Linked DNA regions of Mus musculus: region 1 is linked to region 2. Evidence: chromatin loops called from intact Hi-C (ENCODE). Cell type or tissue: gastrocnemius. All regions are shown on one strand. Links, peaks and the distances in the headings refer to the core of each region. The heading gives the core; the rest is flanking DNA.

What was found. A loop is a pair of places that touch in the nucleus more often than their neighbours do. Peaks named below come from ENCODE experiments on the same cell type or tissue, not always from the same donor. Only the 100,000 strongest peaks of a DNase experiment are listed, where the experiment ranks them.
Region 1: a loop joins it to region 2, with 5 times the contacts of the local background. A loop is called at or near these places in 15 of 42 quality-filtered maps.

What each region holds. Positions count from the first base shown.
Region 1 is chr10:127,950,189-127,961,567 of GRCm38, reverse strand. Gm40805 (a long non-coding RNA gene) reads left to right here and starts at 9,053. Exons shown (of 5, transcript XR_872186.1): 1 at 9,053-9,134. It overlaps Gm23996 (a small nucleolar RNA gene), which reads left to right and starts at 8,393; the gene lies at 8,393-8,523. It also overlaps the pseudogene Gm47949. In gastrocnemius, for the core only: CTCF peaks have their summits at 5,296 (motif pointing left) and 7,561 (motif pointing right); a DNase peak (open chromatin) is centred at 5,273.
Region 2 is chr10:128,179,839-128,191,217 of GRCm38, reverse strand. It overlaps a transcript of Rbms2 not described here and the pseudogene Gm4556. Among named protein-coding and RNA genes, the nearest start is that of Rbms2, 9.0 kb to the right of the region's middle. In gastrocnemius, for the core only: CTCF peaks have their summits at 2,504 (motif pointing right) and 5,033 (motif pointing right); DNase peaks (open chromatin) are centred at 2,508 and 5,034; H3K27ac peaks cover 2,071 bases.

The DNA of each region.
Region 1 (11,379 bases), core at 1,104-9,103, 230 kb after region 2:
GTAAGACGCCATGGCTCCTGGGCTGCCAGGCTTGTCTGACCCATCTGCTGTCTTTTACACCTTCTTTTGAGATGTCTTCAGGAAAATGAACACTATTTCTCAGCCAGCAAGAAACAGAAACTAGGAATGGAGAGATGGCTCAGCGGTTAAGAGCACTGACAGCTCTTCAAGAGGATTCCCAACAACGACATGGTGGCTCACAACCATCTGTAATGGGATCTGATGCCTTCTTCTGGTGTGTTTAAAGACAGTGATAGTGTACTCACATAAATAAATAAGAAAATCTTTAAAAAATTTTTATTTTATTTTTAATTTATTTTTTTTACACTTGATATTCCATTCCCCAGATGTGGGAAGCCACATATGCCATTACAAGGCGCTGGCAACTGCTGATCACCACACATAAGGTTGGGTAAACAACCAATGTGTACATATGCAGTAAAGTTTTTTGCCAAGTCACTGCCTGGCCCGGGCATGATAATGAGGTTCTGTGAGGTACTGAGAGTATAACCAATCGGATGAGAGACATGTAAATGAGGTTCTGTGAGGTACTGAGAGTATAACCAATCAGATGTGAGACATGCAAATGAGGTAGAATGCATAACCAATCCGGGTGTGAGACACGCCTCTCGTAGGCCTATATAAGCAGCACCAATTCTGGGCTCCAGGTCTTTTTGCCTCTGCAATCAAGGTCTCCCAATAAACGTGTGCAGAAGGATCCTGTTGTGGCGTCTGTTTTGTTGGCGAGTTGGGCGCTCACACCCGACCACCCCCATCCACCCTCCCACACCTCCTCCCTACTCCACCTCATTTCCACATGGACGCCCCCCTCCCCACCTCATCTAACTTCTAAACTCCCTGGGGCCTCCAGTCTCTAGAGGGTTAGGTGCATCATCTCTGAATGAACACAGAACCGGCAGTCCTCTACTGTATATGTGTTGGGGGCCTCATATCAGCTGGTGTATGCTGTCTGTTTGGTGGTCCAGTGTCTGAGAGATCTTGGGGCTCCAGATTAATTGAGACTGCTGGTCCTCCTACAGGATTGCCCTTCTCAGCTTCTTTCAGCCTTCCCTAATTCAACAGGGGTCAGCTGCTCTGTCCGTTGGTTTGGTTGGGTGCAAATATCTGCATCTGACTCTTTCAGCTGCTTATTGGGTCTTTTGGAGGGCAGTCTTGATAGATTCCTTTTTGTGAGCACTCCATAGCCTCATTAATAGTGTCAGGCCTTGGGACCTCCCCTTGAGCTGGATCCCACTTTGGGCCTGTAGCTAGACCTTCTTTTCCTCAGGCTCCTCTCTATTTCCATCCCTGCAATTTTTTCAGACAGGAACAATTATGGGTCAGAGATGTGACTGTGGTATGGTAACCCCATCCTTCATTTGATGTCCTGTCTTTCTGCTGGAGGTGGGCTCTATAAGTTCCCTCTCCCTACTTTCTGGCATTTCATCTAAGGTCCTTTCCTTTGAGTCCTGGGAGTCTCTCACCTCCCAGGTCTCTGGTGCACTCTGGGGGGGGGGTTCCCTCAACTTCCTATTTCCTGAGGTTGCCCTGTTTATATTCTTTCTGCTGGCCCTCAGGGCTTCAGTCCTTTCCCCTCACCTAATACCAGGTCAGGTTCCCCTCTCCTCCCTACTCCCAACCCCATCCACTTTCCCTCCCAGGTTCTTCCCTCCCTTTCCATTTGTGATTGCTTTTTTCTCTCTTCCAAGTGGGACTGAGGTGTCTTCACTTGGGCACTTCTTAAAAAAATCTTAAAAGAAAGAAAGAAAGAAAGAGAGAAAGAAAGAAAGAAAGAAAGGAAGAAAGAAAGAGAGGAAGAAAGAGAGGAAGAAAGACAAACTAGATCCCAGAAGGAGGTGTGGCTCTTTTCCTGTGTCCCCTTAATTTTTCCTGTCTATCCTGTCTCAGGACCACAAATATATGAAATAAAAGGACAGTGTTTCAGATCACTGCAGGGAGAATGAGACCTTATGAAATGGTGTTGGGGCAGTTTACCAAGTGTGTCAACACCAACCCAGGGCTTCTCCAAGTTATTCCTCAAAGCCTGCTCTGTACACCGATTATGATGCCATACTATGCTCTGCCAGTAGAGAGCGAGGTGGAGCGAGATGGTACAGGAGGAGGGAGGAGAGCTTCCAGAGCCAAGTGTGCAATGTCAGGTTCTGTCCTTGCAGCCCTTGACCTCTCAGTCCCAGACAGGGACATTTGGTGGAGGTCCTTCCCTTAATGCGCCCACGTGTGTGTGTGTGTTTGTATGTCCCTCAATAAACTCATAGTCCTTGAACCTACTGCAGCTGCTTACGACACCTGCTCAAGCTAGCCGCAAGCTTACCCATGAACCCCTGGAAGGGGACATTACCCATCTCAAAAAAGCAAAGCAAAGCAAAGCAAAGCAAAGCAAAGCAAAGCAAAGCAAAGCAAAGCAAAGCAAAGCAAAGCAAAGCAAAGCAAAGCAAGCCAAGCCAAACCAAACCAAACCAAACCAAACCAAACCAAACCAAACCAAACCAAACCAAACCAAACCAAACCAAACCAAACCAGTTTTTAAAGATTTCAGGCTTGAAGAATGAAAATCTATCTACTGTGTGCCTCTTCTAGATGACATCTTAAAGATGAGTGTTTCGGCTCACTGTTTCCTTCATATCATTTTTTTACTAAGACATGAGGATTTTGCTGAATACTCTTTGGTTAAGATAAGTCTAAAATAGGGAGTTTCAGGTGGAATGTGATTTTTGTTGTCTTTTCTCTTTTTTTTTGGGGGGGGGGTCAGGGTTTTTCTGTGTAGCTCTGGCTGGCCTGGAACTCACTCTGTAGACCAGGCTGGCTTCAAGTGCTGGGATTAAAGGCGTTTTTTTCTTTTCTTTTTCTTTTTCTTTTTCTTTTTCTTTTTCTTTTTCTCTTTCCTTTTCTCTCTCTCTCTCTCTCTCTCTCTCTCTCTTTCTTTCTTTTTCGAGACAGGGTTTCTCTGTGTAGCCCTGGCTGTCCTGGAACTCACTCTTTAGACCAAGCTGGCCTTGAACTCAGAAATCCGCCTGCCTCTGCCTCCCAAGTGCTGGGATTAAAGGCGTGAGCCACCACGCCCGGCTGGCGTTTATTTTTCAATTACATTTCTCAAAAGTTTCTGGTCCCTTAAATAATCCATTTTAAAAAGTTACATTGAAAAAAGTCATCTTTTACTGGAGTCTTGTGAGCATGGTCTTCTGTCTCCTGTGGTGAGTATGTGTGTGTGGCCTGGGGGGGGTGGGGGTGGGGATGGCAAAGAGCAACTTTAGATACCATACCTCAGACACTATCATTTTTAGAGACAGAGTCTTTCATTGGTCTGGAACTCATTAAATGGGCTAGACTGGCTGGCCAGGGAGTTGAGAGATCCTCCTGTCTCTGCCTCATCAGTTCTGGGACCTGGGACCACAAATACCCAGGATTCCTTCCTTCTTTTCTCCCTTCTTTCCTTCCTTCCTTCTTCCACCCTCCTCCTCTTTCTTTCTTTCTTTCTTTCTTTCTTTCTTTCTTTCTTTCTTTCTTTCTTTCTTTCTCTCTCTCTCTCTCTCTCTCTCTCTCTCTCTCTCTTTCTTTCTTTCTTTCTTTCTTTCTTTCTTTCTTTCTTTCTTTCTGTCTTTCTCTCTTCCTGTCTGTCTTTGGGGTAGGGTTGGCTTCTCTGTGTAGCTGTCTCTCCTGGAATTCTCTTTGTAGACCAGGCTTGCCTTGAACTGACAGAGATCCTCCTGTCTCTGCTAATCCCCAGTGCTAGGATTAAAGGTGTGTGCCACCAGGCCAGGCTTGTATACCCTGCCTTCTTAAAAAGTGTCTTCTGGGGATCAAACTTTCAAAGTGAGCACTTTACTGAATGTGACAACTTCCGAGCTCTCTTTCTGGAGTCTTGACAATTAAATCTAGTAGATGCAAGATGAAGATAGTAAGTAGACGAGAAGGCGCTCACAATCTGGATTTGGTAAGTCTGAAAGAGTACCTATTCAAAGTGATCAAGGCAGATGGGCATAGTGGGACTGTGGTGGAGTCAGAGCACACAAGGGAGCAAGAGATGACATTGTCAGGTGTGAAGGCGGGTAAGCGTGAAACCAAGCTTGCTTCTTAGGTAAATACCTTTTCATAAATACCTACACAGGGTTCCCATAAGAACATGTCAACTCTTCCAAGCTCATTCTTCCGGTGATCCACATCCGAGTTCCTCCCTAACTATGCCTACTTCAGAGGCTGACTCTGTAACCGTGTTTAGCAATCTTCTGGAGCAAATGTCTACACAAATTGCTAAGACTAATGACAAACTAATAATAATAATAATTAGTCCCCTGCCTGGATGGCCTCTCCTACCTCGGCGTGCACAAGGCCGAGACTATCCCCCTTCATAGTGACTTTGGGTCTCACAGGCTCTAAACAGAGGGAAACAAGTCCTCAATACCTAGGCTGTGCATGGGCATTGTCCTTTGAGCAACTCCCATCTTCTGGTGTCAAATTCCAGACCTCTAACATCTGTACCGGTAAGGAGAAAGTGACCTTGATAGTAAATAAATATGCTTTTCTCTCAAGAGGTGCGTGAATGTGTGTGTGTGTGTGGGGGGGGGGAGGGATAAAATGAGCTGAGTCCAAGAATTTATCATTCACCATTCTCATACAGGGTGAACAGCTGTCTTCTAACACTTCCCTGTCCTGATGTGTCGTGTTCCCTGAATGGGTGAGCTGCAACGGCTTCCTTTAGTTGCCTGTAGAGGTATTTTGTCGCAGGAACTACACAAGCAACGAAAGTTAGCCAGTGAGTTTATTGGGGTTTCCTACAGAAACGTGAGTGCAGGGGCACTTGTGGGAGCGCGAGTGACTCTTGCCATTGTGTCCAAAGCCAGCACCAGTGTAAGCGATGACTCGCAAAAGTTGCTGCTACACCGAGTTCACCTCCTGTACCGCTAGCATCCCCTCCCCCGCACCTCTCCCGGAACCTCGAGCATCAAGATTACATACACCTGGGCCTGGGGTGGTGGGGTAGGAGGAACTGAGTGGCTGGCAGCTCAGGTGAGGGGATGGTGACCCTCTTCACTCCTCTGAAGGGATGTTCAGCAGGCCTAGCTTTGGGAAGGTCTCCTAAGGGTGCTCAAGGCTGCTTCGGGTTCAGGTGTGCCACTCCTGGACCGCAGTGTTCCACAACAGGGGACTCCGCACAGCTCTGTGGCTTAACAAGCCATGGGTGTGAGAAGCCAACTGGTCCTTGAGCAGGTTTTGGATCAAGAATTTCCACCTTCTTTGAGATCCCTGCCCTACTTTACTCCACACTGCCACCTAGTGGGCACACCAACAGAACAGCTCCTCCTCATCCCAGAGAATGTGTGGTTGGTAACCCGGTATATATATATATATATTTATTTTAATTGCTTTCTATGAACCTCCGGGAAAACTTTATATTATGAAATGTGATATGTACTATGAGCTGACATCCCCAGGAAACACTCAGTCATACAACAGAATTCACAAAATGAATAAAATCAAGGTTAACTCTCGGAAAGCCGAGGGCTATATAGCCAGAATCTCACTGCTGAGCCTGGCAGAAGCAATAAAATCAGGACCCAGATCTCACTTTCCTTCTGGAGACAAGAGTCCATATTCATTGTCACAAATAATAGGACTTTTGAAGTTGAATTAACGAAGCTCTCTATCCTTTTCATTTCCTTTCAAATATTTACGTTATCATTCATTACAATGAACTGTTGGTGTATACCCTATGGATTTGAACACACCAACAGGTGTAATTACCATCAGCACCAAGATACAGTTTCATCATCTTTCCATGCTTTCCCATCCATGTCTCTAAGTCACTCCCCCACCCACCTACACCTATACAACGACCGGCCTGTTTCTCATCGCTGTAAATTTTGCACCCATGGAACACAGCAGACCCATTTACTCTCATGCAACTTGTTGAAGTAGCATTCCAGTACAGAATTGGCTTAGTGCATGCAAATCTTATCTATATCCCATCAACACCAAAATCCCAGTTCCATCTTATAGTCAGAGTGGAGAGAAATCTGGACACAACCTAACTCCTTCTGTGAGGTTAAACAAAAGAATTATGTGTTCTCAGACCATAGTAGAGGTGTGTCTTTAGGACTGTACTTATGAACATAGTTCCAGTTCAAAGCCAGGGAAAGGTCGAAGAACAGAAGGTTAAAAAGAACTCTCCAAGCCAAAGCAACTTGTATATCCAGCCAGGGAGATAGGCTCAGGTTCCAAGGATCTCTGCTCTCAACCCTGCCTTTCTGTCCTTGTTTTACTCACCTGCAGCCTCTTGGGCCCACCCTGTGAGTCACCTTCACATTGGCAGCTGATTGGGTGTATTCGTTACTCTTGGCTCTGACAGAATATACCAGATAAAAGCAACTTAAGAGCTGGGTGTGGTGGTGCGAGCCTGTAACCTCAGCAGGAGTTCAGATCAAGGTCAGACATGGATATTATGAGTTCAAGAGAAACTTGGGCTATTTGAAAGTCTTCTTTATGATAACAAATAAACAAAACAGGAGCGAATGGAGGAGCATGTCAGCCTGACTTACAGATTGAGAGAGTACAGTCCGTCGTGGTGGGCAGCCCACAGCAGTGGGACATGCTCACATCTGGGCAGTAGAGTAGAGCTGTAAGGCTCACACCCCAGTAAGGCTCAGCAGAGGGTTTCTGCAATCTCCCAAACAGCAAGTGTTCAAGGACATGAACTGGGGTGGGAGCCATTTCACAATCAAACCGTAACAGTGGAGGTCTTCGTCTTTGCTTATTTTTAAGGCAAGGTGTCACTATTTTGCTCAGGTTGGTCTTGAACTCCTGGCGTGGCCGTCCTGCTTAAACCACCGAGAGGCTGGAATTACAGGTCTTTCACTATACACAGCAGGGGCTGACACTTTCAATTATGCTACCTGCCTCAACCCAAACAGGTCCTGAATGAATGTCCATCATCTGACTCGGGTTAAGACCAAGGCCTTGGACCCATGGGAATGCAAGGGTCAGGCTCAGAGAAATGGCAAAGCCTCCTCTAGTCCCGATGTCTAAAGCCCGTGGCTGCTGCCGAAAGACAGCATCTGAGCTAAGTCCTCCTTTCCATGTTGTGTGCGGTGAAAGCCTGAAGTTTCAGTTGCTGCTTTGAAGCTGTTCGCCTCCATCCAAGTACAGCCCACTCAACCCCAGGGTTCCATACACACATCTCTATGTTGCGCCTAGCTTGATCCCTTCAGTGTCTGTCTGTCTTTGTTCCTTTAACCTTCCAGTCAGGTTTCTGGGACCCAGGCCTTACCGGTCAGGGTAAAGAAACCTGTGGGCTTTGGCTGTCTTTATTTCTGGCCCAATTAACAGGGACCAGAAAGACAAAAATCATATGACACACAATTCACACATTTTGAGTACAGAGAGGGAGGATCGTCCAAGCGTGGGTGTGTGAAAGAAGTGGCTTCTAACACTGGACGGGGATCAGGGTGGGAGTGGGGGGGCATGTTCTTACTGTCATTTCTTTCTTTCTTTTTAAGATTTATTTATTTTATTTATTTGAGTACACTGCTGCTATCTTCATACTCACCAGAAGAGGGCATCAGATCCCATTACAGATGGTTGTGAGCCATCATGTGGTTGCTGGGAATTGAACTCAGGACCTCTGGAAGAGCAGTCAGTGCTCTTAACCGCTGAGCCATCTCTCCTGCCCCCTTTACTGTCATTTCTTAAAAGTTATATTTTCTCTTAAAATTCTTTGATTCAGATTATAAAGTTATGTGTTTCCTTTATTGCTGCTCTGGAGGCAGCCATCTCTCCATGCAGTTCAAACTGGCTTTTAACTCACTGTAAGCCCAGATAGGCATTGCCCTGGAGATGTTTCAACGGCCTGGCTGCCGGGATTGGATACACACCGCCACACTTTGCATAAATACATGATTATAGGCCAGTGAGATGACTAAGCAGGTAACAGCAATTGCTGCATAATCCTGATGACCTGAGTTCAATCCCTGGAGCCCACAGTGAGGAGAGAGAAACATCACCTTCTGACCTTCATATATATGCCATGACACACACACACACACACACACACACACACACAGAGAGAGAGAGAGAGAGAGAGAGAGAGAGAGAAAGTTTTTTTTATTACTAATTTGAAACAATATTTTAAAATTATGTTTAAAATTGGAACATGGGGCTGGAGAGATGGCTCAGAGGTTAAGAGCACTGTTTGCTCTTTCAGAGGTCCTGAGTTCAATTCCCAGAAACCACATGGTGGCTCACAACCATCTGTAAGGGGATCCGATGCCCTCTTCTGGTGTGTCTGAAGACAGCTATAGTGTACTCACATACATAAAATAAATAAATAAATCTTTTAATAATAAAATTGGAACATGACACAGAAAGCTAGAAGTTCCTTCTGCAGCCAAGTAAACTGACTAGCTTCCTTTTTCATTGGAACCTGGTACGCAAAAGCCATAAACAGTAGCTTCTCTTGGATGTATACTGCCAGTTACATGGGTGAGTTACCATAAGACACTTGGTCCAGTTTTTTGATGGCTTTTCAGGATCTCAAGGATGCCCCAAACTTAGACAGGTGTGTAGGGTGCTTTTGGGAAGCCCCAGAGCTCATAACTGCTATATCATCATGTCCAAATGCCTCAAATTGCAAAGTAAGGGGGTGATTGAAGCCTTGCCCAGAACCAAGTTCAAGTTCCCTGTCACTAGAAGAGCCACATCTCAGAGAAATAGGTTTAACCAAATTAATGCAGATGAATTAGAAGACAAGTGTGGTGGTTTGAATAGGAATGGCCCCTAGACGCTCATATATCTGAATGCTAGCCACCAGGGAGTGACTACTATTTGGAAGGATTAGAAAGATGAGGAGGCATGGCCTTATTGGAGGAAGTGTGTCACTGGGGTGGGCTTTGAGGTTTCAAAAGTCCTTGCCAAGCCCAGAGTCTCTTTCTCTGCTTACTGCTCAGGCTGTATATTCTCAGCTACTGTTCCAGTGTCTGCTTGCACGTCACCATGTGTTCTGCCTTGATGATAATGGACTAAATCTCTGAAACTGTAAGCCAGCCCTCAATTAAGTGGTCTCTTTTATAAGAGTTGCCTCAGTCATGGTATCTCTTCACAGCACCAGTGCCTAAGACGACAAAGTAAGTGAGATGCGGCTCATTCTGGATGGTTGTGGTGGGGCGGGGGTGGCAAACATATCCCCAACTGTGCTGTCCTGGATAAATGTCAGACTCTGTGCTCCTGTAAGAGCCATGGAGAACTGGGCTCCTGAAAGGAGAGCTGGGGATGAATGGGAAGGATGGACAAGAGAGGAATGAGACCAAGACAGAGTTTCTGATCAAGGCCCAATGTTTAGTTCTTAAGTCTGAATTTAAAGAGGGGAGGGGGAACCCATCCCCTACTTTTCCAGGATCTTGTCACTTTGTAAGGAAAGCAAGCTCAGCTGCTTAGCAGGCAGTGGCTTCTTGCAGGAAGCTGTAGATGTGGCAGGACAATAGACTTCACCTAGGTCGGAAGACTCCACCCTTGGTGGGCTAAGCCGACTGTGGCAAAACAAGGTCTGATTTAGCCCATCTACGGTTGGGGGAAGGGCACACTTAGCAGTCCCATGGGGGTGATGGGATGTAGAGTCCAGAGACTCGCCTACAATGGTGTCAGCAAGTCTGGAGTACACAGTACAGAGATAGAAACAACAAGAGGGATCTGTTTCAGCAAGAACTCTCAAAAGAGGTCCTCTGACCTCTATTCACACACCTGGCCATGCATACCCTTCACACACACACACACAAACTTAAAAAAATAATAATTTCATGTGTATATGTACCTTCCCAAAGGAAAAAGAACACACACTTCAATGTTTACCCTCCGTTCTAGGAAAGGCCATAGTGACTAAAGAGAACCCTCTTCTCCTGGATCCAGCTTTGTTTGTGACTGACAAAATCGAGTCCAAAGTGGCTTAGGCAAACAGGATTTGTTCAGATAACAAGTGGGTTCAGGTACAGGATAGGTAGGACTGAACAGGTACGCACGCATGTCACAGAACGCACGTGTAGATCAGCAGCCAGTGCTGTCTACCCACAGCCACAAAGCAAGCAGCACAGGCACAAAGCCACTGCAATTTCACAGGAGACGGAGACTCACGTTTGTCAAGGGTTTTTATACCACCCGGTGTCACTGAATTACCTATTACACAGTTCCGAGGTAGCAACTCAAACCCTCCTTCCCAGCTCTGGGCTCATTCCAGTGGAGCCAGGATAGGGAACCCAGAGAATGCAGGAGAAGGTGGAGACAGAGGTTCATCTCAGTGTACAACTTTAATTTCAAAGACAGAACATTTAAAGAAGAACATGTCCAAAGTGACAGAGGATGGACGTTAGGACAGTGTCCCCTCTTCCTGTGTCTCTACTCATTCTGTGTCAATATCATTCTCAATTTAGTCCCTGTCAGGTTGGCCAGTAGTGAGACCCCAGACATTGCGGCACAAAGCCCAGACTTGACTCCCATTGGTCAGGTTTGGCCACTGTTGTCCCAGGGAAATGCTAGGTTATGTGATTCCCCCAACACACACACAGGAGCCAATCTGATGCAACTCACAGCAGGGTCTTTATTCTATTTGAGCTAGCTTGCCCCCCGGGCCCCTCCCCCACAACGTACCACCATCACACAGTGGTGGGGGAGCCCTGAATGTCTATCGAGGCAGGGCTTTATAGAAAGTAGCAAGCAGGGAATGTGTGTGCAAGCATCTAATTGAAAAGCTCCTGTGGCTTTTAACATGATTGGTTGGTGCTGGGAGTCAGACAGTCTGCTCCCTCTGCACTGGTGGTCGTTAGGCAGGGGGTGGGCTTGGAACATGGGTGCAGGTTTGTTGGGGGGAATAACCTGGAGACACTGGTCTTGTTAAGGGAGTAACCTGGAAAGTCTGGTCTTGTTGGGGATTAGCTTAGAGACTGCAGCTAGGCTCAGGTTTTGTTGGGGGGCAACTTGGAAATTAATGCTAGGTACCAGCCTGTTAGTTTACCTGAGTTCAAACTTAGGTCAGGGTCTCTAAAACGGAGTCTGAATTTAAAAGCTTTGGCATCTTACCACCACCCAAGCCTAAACCAATCAGGAGTATGGTAGGACAGACATTAATATCTATTTTCTCTTGTTTTTCCACAATGAAAAGAATTCTTTGCATCGAATGTATCGTGCTTCAGATAAAGAAATAGATTTCCATTCACGCTTTATCTAAGTACAGCCTTTGCCTAAGCTCTGTTAAAGTTCTTGCTATCAAAACAACTTTTTTTTCCCTTGGCTTTTTTGAGACAGTTTTTTTTTTTGTTTTTGTTTTTGTTTTTTGTTTTTTGTTTTTTTTGGTTTTTGGTTTTGGTTTTGTTTTGTTTTGTT
Region 2 (11,379 bases), core at 1,832-9,831:
AAATACTCAGTATAAACAATTCAACAATTCAACATTAGTATCTGTGTGTGTGTGTGTGTGTGAGAGAGAGAGAGAGAGAGAGAGAGAGAGCAAGCTTGTACACAGGTGAAGAATAAAGGGTGAACCCCAGGTATCTCTCTCAATGGATCTCTACCTAGTCTGGTTTTTAAAAAAGATTTATTTATTTATTATATGTAAGTACACTGTAGTTGTCTTCAGACACACCTGAAGAGGGTATCAGATCTCATTACATATGGTTCTGAGCCACCATGTGGTTGTGGGATTTGAACTCAGAACCTCTGGAAGAGCAGTCAGTGCAAAAAGCTGCAGATCTATTTTGCTCTCTGACTCTGTGCTTGTGCCTTCAATACTTCCACAACGATTTTCTGCTCCTCAATAAGGAAAGCCCGCTTGATCCCGTCACAGACACACTTGGCACACATGGAACCATCATAGGCCCTGCGTCATGACATGCTTCTTTGGTTAGACAATCTCAGAAGGACTTTGGGTCTCACAGCACGAACCCCTTGCAGTCTGCCTGGGGACACACCACATGCGGATTTAGGTGCTTTCCCACCCTTCATGGTGTAGAGGTAAACAATCCTGTTGCCAGGGGTTCGAGACAGCCTAGTTTTGTTAGAGGCTGTGTTGTAGGAAAGCCTACGAGAGTTTGTCAAACGCTGGACCATCCTGAGTGCCTCTAATCACTGTCCCCGGAAGAGGAAAAGCAGTCAGTGCTCTTAACCGCTGAGCCATCTCTCCAGCCCCCCACTCCCCCAGTATGTTTTTTAAAGTTGTTTTTGTTGTTGGTGGTTTTTTTTTTTTTTTTTTGTTTTTGAGATAGGGTCTCATTTTGTAACCCAGGCTGGCCTGGAACTCACAGAGATCCACCTTCCTGTGCCTTCTAAGTGCTGGTATTAAAGGTGTGTGCCACCAAGCCTGGCTTTCCCCTCTTGTCTGTATAGTGTTTTACGTGTGTGTGTGTGTGTGTGTGTGTGTGTGTGTGTGTGTGTGTGTGTGTGTGTGAATGTGTGTGTACGCACCTGGGGCCTCTGGAGACCAGAGAGGTGACCAGAGTTACATATGATTGTGAACTGCTATGTGGGTGCTGGGAACTGAACCTGGGTCCTCTGCAAGAGCAGCAAGTGCTCTTGGCCACTGAGCCATCTCTCCAGCCAACACCACCACCACCACCACCACCTCCCCATCTTATTTTCTGAGTGAGGATCTCTCACTGAACCTGGACCTAGCAGATTCAGCTAGACTGGACAGGCGGCAACACCTCAGCTTGATACTGGAGTTACAGATTCCCAGTTTTTTGTGTGGGTGCTGGGGATTTGAACTCAGTTCCTTAAGTTTGCATGGCCAGAACCTTATGCACCGGACCATCGTCTCAGCCCTTAATTGGGGTTAAATACACAACAGGCTTATGCTTACTTCATGGGGAAACTGTTATTTTTTTTGAAGCTTTTAGATCTGTTCAAGAGAAAACTGCCACAGGTTAGAGGGTTTCAAATTGTTACCCAGAAGCTATTAGCTGCCTTTCCATCCCTGTTTCTCTGAGTTAGCTTTTCATATAACCAGTAGTGAGTTTCTGCTTTTTGTATTTCCCCTTTAAATGGGAGCTGACTGGGCAAAGACTTGCCTCTAGAAGTAGCCCCAGGTGCATTTTAATCTTTTGAGGTAGAGACTGAGGGATGAACAGTTCAAAGCCAGCCTCTACCACACAGTGAGCTCCACTTCAAACCTCAGCATCAGAACAAACTGAGATGGCTCAATGGGTAGAGCGTTTGCTATTTATGTCTGAATCTGGCAGCCCGAGTTTGATCCCTGGGACCTATGTAAAGAGAAAGGGGGCCCCACAGTATAGTCCTCTAACTCACACATATATTTACACATATACTCACACATACACTCACACACATACTCACACATATACTCACACATACACTCACACATATACTACACATACACTCATACATATACTCACACATACACTCACACACTCACACATATACTCACACATACACTCATATACTCACACATATACTCACACACTCACACATATACTCACACATACACTCACACACTAACACATATACTCACACATACACTCACACATATACTACACATACACTCATACATATACTCACACATACACTCACACACTCACACATATACTCACACATACACTCATATACTCACACATATACTCACACACTCACACATATACTCACACATACACTCACACACTAACACATATACTCACACATACACTCACACATATACTCACACATACACTCACACACTCACACATATACTCACACATACACTCACACACTCACACATATACTCACACACTCACACATATACTCACACATGCACTCACACATATACTCACCCCCAAAAAATAAAAATAAAAATAAAAATAAAAATAAAAATAAAAATAAATCCAACTTCTGCTCTTAGACAGGTTCCTAAAGGCAGCATGACCTGTTCTGCCCAGCAGATGGCAGTGTTTCTCCTAGTATTCTCTGAGGTTCCCTTTCCCATGGAGACAGTCTAAAAAGCATGAAAATTATATCCTGTCAGCAAGCATTCTTGAATCTAAATTATATTTGGATAGTGTTCTGGTTGTTGTTGTTGTTGTTTTCCAGCTTGACATAAGCTGGAGTTATTTGGAGAAAGGGAATCTCACTTGAAAAAAAAAGCCTCGGTCAGAATAGCCTGCAGGCAAGTCTGTAGGGCAATGGGGGAGGAGGGGGATTTCCCTAATTGACATGGGAGGGCCCATCCCAAAGTAGGTGGCCCTACCCCTTTGCAGAAGATCCTGGTTTGTATGAGAAAGCAGACTGTACAAGCCAGTAAGCTGCATTTCTCCCTGGCCCCTGCTTCACAACATTTGAGAAGCTGACTTCCGTTCATGATGGGGCATATAAGTTATAATAAATCCTTTCCCACCATTGTTGCTTTGGTAATGGTGTTTTATCACAGCAATAGAAAGCCAAGATAGGGCTGGAGAGATGGCTCGGGGGTTAAGAGCACTGACTGCTCTTCCAGAGGTCCTGAGTTCAATTCCCAGCAACCACATGGTGGCTCACAACCATCTGTAAAGGAATCTGATGCCCTCTTCTGGTGTGTCTGAAGAGAGATAGTGTACTCATATAAATGACAAATAATAAATCTTAAAAAAAAAAAAAAAAAAAAAAGCACCAGGCAGTGGTGGCGCATGCCTTTAATCCCAGCACTTGGGAGGCAGAGGCAGGTGGATTTCTGAGTTCAAGGCCAGCCTGGTCTACAAAGTGAGTTCCCGGACAGCCAGGGCTACACAGAGAAACCCTGTCTCGAAACAAACAAACAAAAAGCTAGGGTTATAAGAGAATCCCTGTCTTAAAACAAAACAAAACAGGGGCTGGAGAGATGGCTCAATGGTTAAGAGCATCGACTATTCTTCTTCCAGAGGTCCTGAGTTCAAATCCCAGCAACCACATGATGGCTCACAACCATCTGTAATGAGATCTGATGCCCTCTTCTGGTGTGTCTGGAGACAGCTACAGTGTACTCATATACATAAAACAAATAAATAAACATTAAAACAAAACAAAACAAAAAATACTGACAAAAGTATAGTTCCTACTTCACTGGTGTTCACAGTCTGGGAGCAAGAGATAAGAGTGGGGCTGGGGCGTATCCAGCGTTGGAGTACTCCTCTAGCAAGCAAGAAGCCCTGGATTTGCTCTTCAGACTGAAAAACAATTAGTTCCAAGCTAGGTGTAGGGGTCTGTGATGCAAATGCACCTGGAGAAGGGGAGAGAACTTTTGTTGAAGAGGCTGACCTGTTAGCAAGTCTTTGGAGGCATCATTGGATTGCTAATTGATAAAGGAGGACACACCCCACTGTGGGCGTTACTATCCCTAGGCAGATGGGCCTGGGCTGTAGGAAAATCTAGTGGAACAAGCCAAAGAGTACAGTAAGCCGCATCTACTCTCTGCTTCAGTCCATAATGAGGGACTGTGACATGGAAGGGCAAACCCGCTAAGTCCTTTGCTTTCCCAAGTTCCTGTGTTTGTCACAGATAATCTGAGTTCTGAAGAGGGTGAGGGGAGAGACTGAATCCTATCCCAGCCTTGCTATACAGTGAGACATTCTCTCAGAAAGTTACAAAACAAGATTCAATGTAAGAAAGAGGTGGGTATGAACCTCTTAAAAGTCAGTGCGGGGCATGGTGGTGCACACCTTTAATCCCAGCACTCAGGAGGCAGAGGCAGGTGAATTTCTGAGTTTGAAGCCAGCCTGATCTACAAAGTGAGTTCTAGGACAGCCAGGGCTACACAGAGAAACGCTGTCTCAAAAAACAAAAAACAAACAACAACAACAACAACAACAACAAAACAAAAATAAACACAAACACAAACAAACAAGTCAGTGAGTGTGTGTGGTATCTCATTCCTGGAATGCCTGCATTTGGGCCAGAGAGGCAGGGTCAGAGTTCAAGATCCATCCTTCAAAGCTATTCTGAGGCCATGCCTGTCATAAGAAAATAGGATAGAATCGAGAGTTAGGGGCTGGTGAGAAGGCTTGGTAGGTAAGAGCACTGACTGCTCTTCTGAAGGTCCTGAATTCAAATCCTAGCAACCACATGGTGGCTCACAACCACCCGTAATGAGATCTGACGCCCTTTTCTGGTGTGTCTGAAGACAGCTACAGTGTACTTATTTATAATAATAAATAAATCTTTTGGCTGGAGTGAGTGGGGCTGACCAGAGCAAGCAGAGGTCCTGAATTCAATTCCCAACAAACCCACATGAAGGCTCATAACCACCTGTACAGCTACAGTGTACTCATATACATAAAATAAATAAATAAATCTTTAAAAAAAAAGGAACGGAGAGTCAGAAAAATATAGATTCCTAGCTGGCATGGATGCATGCATACACCTGTGGTCCCAGTGGTCTGGAAACTAAGTCTGGAAGCTAAGGAAGTTTTGGTTTGCCTGCATGGACATGCACCACTTTTATGCAGTACCCATGGGGGCCAGTAGAGGGTGCTAGACTCTGCAGATTACAGGTGGTGGTGCATTTACATGCTGGTAACCTAAACTCCAATTCCCTGTGCCAACAAGCACTCTTCTCCAGACACAAGATGAACATGAGTCAGAGGTCAGTCTGGGCTCTGACACAGAACACATGCCTTTTCCCAGGTCACTATTCCACATCCGCTCTTCTGAGTACCTGTCTCTCTCTCTCTCTCTCTCTCTCTCTCTCTCTCTCTCTTTAAGATTTATTTATTTATTTATTTATTTATTTATTTTATATGAGTACACTGTTGCTGTCTTCAGACACACCAGAAGAGTGCATTGGACCCCACTACAAATGGTTGTGAGTCACCATGTGGTTGCTGGGAACTGGACTCAGGACCTCTTGAAGAGTCAGTGTTCTTAACCGCTGAGTCATCTCTCCAGCCCCCTAACCTTCCTTTTCATAACTCTTTACAAGGAGATAAATTCAACTTTTTAGATCATTTCCATTACAGAGTACTTGAGGCAGACACGTTCATCAGAGGGAGGAGCTTTTTTTAAATTGTAGATGGGAGTATACTGGAGGTGAGTGTCCTTGGCTTTGATGAGGTTTATTTCCTGGTTTCTGAAGCCTATCCAGACCTTCACTAGCATGCTGGTCAGCCTTCTGACTTTCAAGCACACATGATGGCCTGTATCTGGCTAGAGTCCAGCACATCTGCAGGTAATCCATTAATCTCTGTTCTCCACCCTGATCCCGAGGGGCCAATAGTGACATCATAGAATCACAGACATCTTCTCAAACAGATGCGGTCCGTCCAGCTCCAAATCTTTTACTTGTGATTCTTTGTTTGTTTGTTTTTTCAAGACAGGGTAGGCCTGGCAGTCCTGGAACTCACTCTGTAGATCAGGCTGGCCTCGAACTCAGAAATCCGCCCACCTCTGCCTTCCAAATGCTGGGATTAAAGGCGTGCGCCACCACTGCCCAGCTTTACTCGTGATTCTTATTTAAAAGTGTATTTTAATTTTTATTGTTTTTTTAAAGATTTATTTATTTATTATTAAAAGTGTATTTTAATTTTTATTGTTTTTTTAAAAGATTTATTTATTTATTATTTATTAACAGCACAGTATAGCTGTTTTCAGACACACCAGAAGAAGGCATCAGATCTCTTTACAGATGGTTGTGAGCCACCATGTGGTTGCTGGGATTTGAACTCAGGACCATTCGGAAGAGCAATCAGTGCTCTTAACTGCTGAGCCATCTCTCCAGCCCCTATTTTTTGTTTTGAAATAGAATCTTGCTGTGAGGCCCAGCAGAGCACATGCTTCAGCTTCCTAAATAGCGGGAACATTCATGAGTGTTGTTACACACAGTAAGGAGTGTGTGTGTGTGTGTGGGCGGGTGGGTGTCTGTGTGTGTGTGTGTCTGTGTGTGTGTGTGTCTGTGTGTGTGTGCTTCTGTGTGTGTGTGTCTCTGTGTGTGTGTGTGTCTGTGTCTCTGTGTGTGTCTGTGTGTGTGTGTGTCTGTAATGTAGCTTAGGCTGGCCTCAGAGACTTTAGACTAGTAGACTAGTAGACTAGTAGACTAGTAGACTAGTAGACTGTTCTCCAGCCCTGAGCCCTTTTGCTTCTGTATCCCAAGGGCTGGGATTCCAGGCATGTGCAACCACACCCACTGCAGTGTTACATTCTTCACAAAATGACCTCCAGGCCAGTTTGGGCAAATTTGTGAGACTTTGTATTTAAAAAAAGAAAATGTGCTGGAAAGATGATGATGACTCAGAGGCTAAGAGTGCTTGCTGTTTTTCCAGAGGACCCGAGTATGATTTCCAGCGCCCATACCTGACATCATACAGCTGCTTGTTACTCCAGCTGCAGGGGAGATTCAACCCCCTCTTCTAGTTTTGGCAGGCACATAGTCACAAGAAACAAACAAACAAAACAAAATAACAAAAAGCACCTTTTGTGGTTGTTTTTTGTTTGTTTGTTTTATTGAGGCAGTGTCTCTCTTTTTAGCCCTGGAAGTCTTGGAACTCACTATGTAGACCAGGCTAGCCTTATTCATATTCAACATAGATCTGCCTGCCTCTGCCTCCCAAGAGCTGGGAGTGTGTGTGCTTCCACACCCAGTAAGAATACTTTTTTTTTTTTCAGTGCATGTTCTAGAAAAATTACAAATTCGGCTATACTGAATCAGGTGGGATAAATTCTCTTTTCTTAAAAGTTATCACAAGAGCTGGGTGTAGTGGTGCATGCCTTTAATCCCAGCTCTCTGGAGGCAGAGGCAGAAGGATTTCTGAGTTTGAGGCCAGCCTGGTCTACAAAGTGATTTCCAGGACAGCCAGGGCTACACAGAGAAGAAACCCTATCTCAAAAAACAACAACAACAACAAAACAAAACAAAAAGAAAAAAGAAAAAAAGTTATCACAAACAATTTCTACTCCCCTCTTCAAAACAACCCTTAGCCTGGACATAGTGGTACTGCCTACAATTCTACTTTCTTGGAGGGTAATTAGGAGTCTGAGCTGGGAACCAGACTAAGCAACGTAGTGAGAAACCCTCACAAGGAAAAACAAGCAAAAGAAAACAATAAAGAAAGAACCCTAGTGCTGGGCTCATGAGAACTAAGAATTAGAAACTGATTAAATGTTGGAAAACAAGAGCAATATAAAGAGAGACAGGAAGGAGTCAGAACACACATGCCAGAGGGTCGGAAGTCTTCTTCCTCTCCTGTACTTCTCCAGCAGAGCCACAGAACCCTGCTCTCTTCCCCATCTCCTCCACAAAACTCTATACCTCCTTTTAAAAGTATAAAAATCTACTAGGATGAAGCTCACAGGTAGATGCTCAATGTTGGATTTGGGTTTGACATCCAGCAATGTAAAAATGTGTATGTAATTCACCAGAACTGCAGCTTCCAGCAAGTGTTGCTTATGCCCTTTGACCTAACTTTTATATCAGTTTGTACAACTGGATCACTTTACTTTTGTGGCTCTAAGCGTATTGGACAGACTATAAAAGCGAGCAGTGTATCTAGGGGGAAGGACGGCTCTTATGCATCTCAGGATTTAACTGCTGTCTCTCCTCCTTTTCCTGAGACATTTCAGTAGCCTTTGGTCTGAAGTTCACCATGTAGCAAGCAGAGGATACTCTTGAACCTCTGATCCTCCTGCTTCTACCTCCCGAGTGCTGAGTTTACACATGTGTGTCATCATTCCTGTTTTAATCTTTGTTTCTCTTTTGAAGCTCCAGCTCCATTTTATCAGTATTTGAGAGGAAAACAGGAGGGCAACAGGCTATGGGTCTTGGCAGAGATTGGGAGAAGGGAGGTGGAGAGAGGAAGAAAAAAGTTATGTCTTGTAAGTTAGGATCTAAGAAAGCAGGCAGATCTATCAGTGAAGGTCCGGGAGCAGCTGCATTGTGGGGAGAGTCATCAGAGAAAAACCGAGAAAGTCCACAGGGAGGAGGAATCTTGCTTAGGATTTGAGCCACCATCTAAAGAGATAAAAAAGTAGGGTAGGGGGGCTGGAGAGATGGCTCAGAGGTTAAGACTGCTCCTCCAGAGGTCCTGAGTTCAATTCCCAGCAAGCACATGGTAGCTCACAACCATTTGTAATGAGATCCGATGCCCTCTTCTGGTGTGTCTGAAGACAGTGACTGTGTACTCACATACACAAAATATAAAGAAAAAAAAAAAAGGTAGGGGAGGAAGTCCCAGGAGTCCTAGGATGATCTTAGTATTAGTTTATGTTTATCATCATTTGGTGTGTGTGTGCACTCAGACCAACATGTGCTATGACGTGTGCATGCAGACCAAAGGACAACTCTGAAGAGTTGGTTCTTCTTTCTGTGGATTCCAGGTTTTGAACCCAGGTTTTCAGGATTGTGCAACAAGTATCTTTCCAGCTGAGCCATCTTGCCAGCCCATAGTATAGCTTTGGATGTAACTAAGATGCTAGTTTTTGGCAGTGTTCACTTAAGGTCTTCAAATGTTGGTTACATGGTACTCAAAAGGATACAGCCTGGGAGACAGTAACTAATCATAATGGGCTGATGTGGAAGCTTTCTCTGAGCTCCAGAACTTCTTATGGTTGCTTACTTGTTGCTTCAGTTTGTTTCACTTACACGTACAGGAAATAGGTAATTGTTTACTCCATTTTACAAAGGAGAAAAGGCCCGGCCCTTATACAAGGGACTATTGCTACACTTGATCTTAGCCAAAAGGTGGAGAAGTGATACAAGGGACTATCTCAAATGAAGGCTGGTAAAATAGCTTAGCAGGTAGAGGTGCATTGGCCTGGGGACCTGAGTCCAGTCTCCCCTCCCACAGGTGGCTGGAGGAAACCAGTGACAACTCTTTTTTTTTTTTCTTTTTTAATTAGGTACTTTCTTCATTCACATCTTCAATGCTATCCCAAAAGTACCCTCCACTCTCCCCCCCCCCACTCCCCCACCCACCCACTCCCACTTCCTGGCCCTGGTGTTCCCCTGTACTGAGGCATATAAAGTCTGCACGAACCAATGGGCCTCTCTTTCCACTGATGGCTGACCAGGCCATCCTCTGATTCATATGCAGCTAGAGACACGATCTCTGGGGGGCACTGGTTAGTTCATATTGTTGTTCCACCCATAGGGTTACAGATCCCCTCAGCTCCTTGGGTACTCTCTCTAGCTCCTCCATTGGGGGGCCCTGTGATCCATCCAATAGCTGACTGTGAGCATCCACTTCTGTGTTTGCCAGGCCCCAGCATAGTCTCACAAGAGACAGCTATATCAGGGTCCTTTCAGCAAAATCCCGCTAGTGTATGCAATGGTGTCAGCATTTGGAGGCTGATTATGGGATGGATCCCCGCATATGGCAGTCTCTATACCGTCCACCCCTTCATCTCAGCTCCAAACTTCGTCTCTGCAACTCCCTCCATGGGCGTTCTGCTCCCAATTCTACAGTGACAACTCCCCCACCCCCCCAAGTCAGGGTTTCTCTGTATAGCCCTGGCTGTCCTGGAACTCACTTTGTAGACCAGGCTGGCCTCAATCTCAGAAATCTGCCTGCCTCTGCCTCCCAAGTGCTGGGATTAAGGGCATGTGCCACTACGCCCAGCCCAGCCAGTGACAACTCTTGAGAGTTCTTCTGTGATTACAAACAAACTATGGAATTTGAATATGTACACACAAACACACAAATAAATAAAAAAGCCAGGCAGTGGTGGTGCATACCTCTGATCCCAGGATTGGGAGGCCAAGGTAGGTGAATCTCTGGATTCAGGCTAGCCTGGTCTATAAAGCTAGTTCCAAGATGGCCAGGGCTACACAGAGAAATTCTGTCTTAAAAAATAGTATATATATATATAATTTAAAAAATTTTTCTGACGTGTGAACTAGTTAGTTTTCTTAGTGTCAGTTAGCTTGTGAGTTGAGGGACTGGACTAGAATGTTAACAAAATCTTGCCTCTGGAAAGAAAAAAAGTTTAATGTTTTCATCACAAACAATAAATGTTTAAAGGAAGCTGGGGGGTGGGGGTGGCGCACACCTTTAATCCCAGCACTCCGGAGGCAGAGGCATTTCTGAGTTCGAGGCCAGCCTGGTCTACAAAGTGAGTTCCAGGACAGCCAGGGCTATACAGAGAAACCCTGTCTCATATATCCATATATATGAGATATAAGAGAAAGAAACCCTCTTTCTTATATCCATTAGGATGACTGTTCTAAAACAAGAAGGAGTTGGGATATTATGAATGAAAACTTCTGAGGATAGAAAAGGAAGTTCCTGAAAAATTCGGTCTCCCTGAGAGATGCTATTTACTTATTTACTGTATTGGGCTCCCATATCCATTCTCAGTTGCAATTTCCACACTGAGGCTGTTCCCACCCTTCCTGTGTCCCTTGAGTTGAGCAGGCACTTCCTGTCCTGTTGGAAATGAAAGTTAGGAATTGGGGGTGGTAGCCGTGCACGTATTTATTCTGCAGCATGCCGGCACTGTCTGTTTCGTTATCACAGCAAAGCAGCCGCAGGAAAAACAGAGAGCAGAGCTTTGTTTTAGAGAGAGTCTGGGCTTGAGGTCTGTTGTGACAAAGACGGAGTTAATTTACTTCTGGAGAATGTGTGTGGCAGCAGTGGGAGGCCTGAGGAGGGGCTCTGAAGGCATTCAGTCTCCCTCCCTGTTCTAGGTGGATGGATAGGCTTCTTTGGTATCACTTGTAAGTTTTCTTTTCCTGTTCCAACTCCTCCTTGGAGGGCATATTGGAGGTGAGTGTTACTGCAGCTGTGTGAGATTCTTGATACTTAAGTTATACTCTTCTTTCTTTGTGAAACATGCTTTTTAAAGAGTTACGATTTGTCTGTTTGACAGCTCAGAG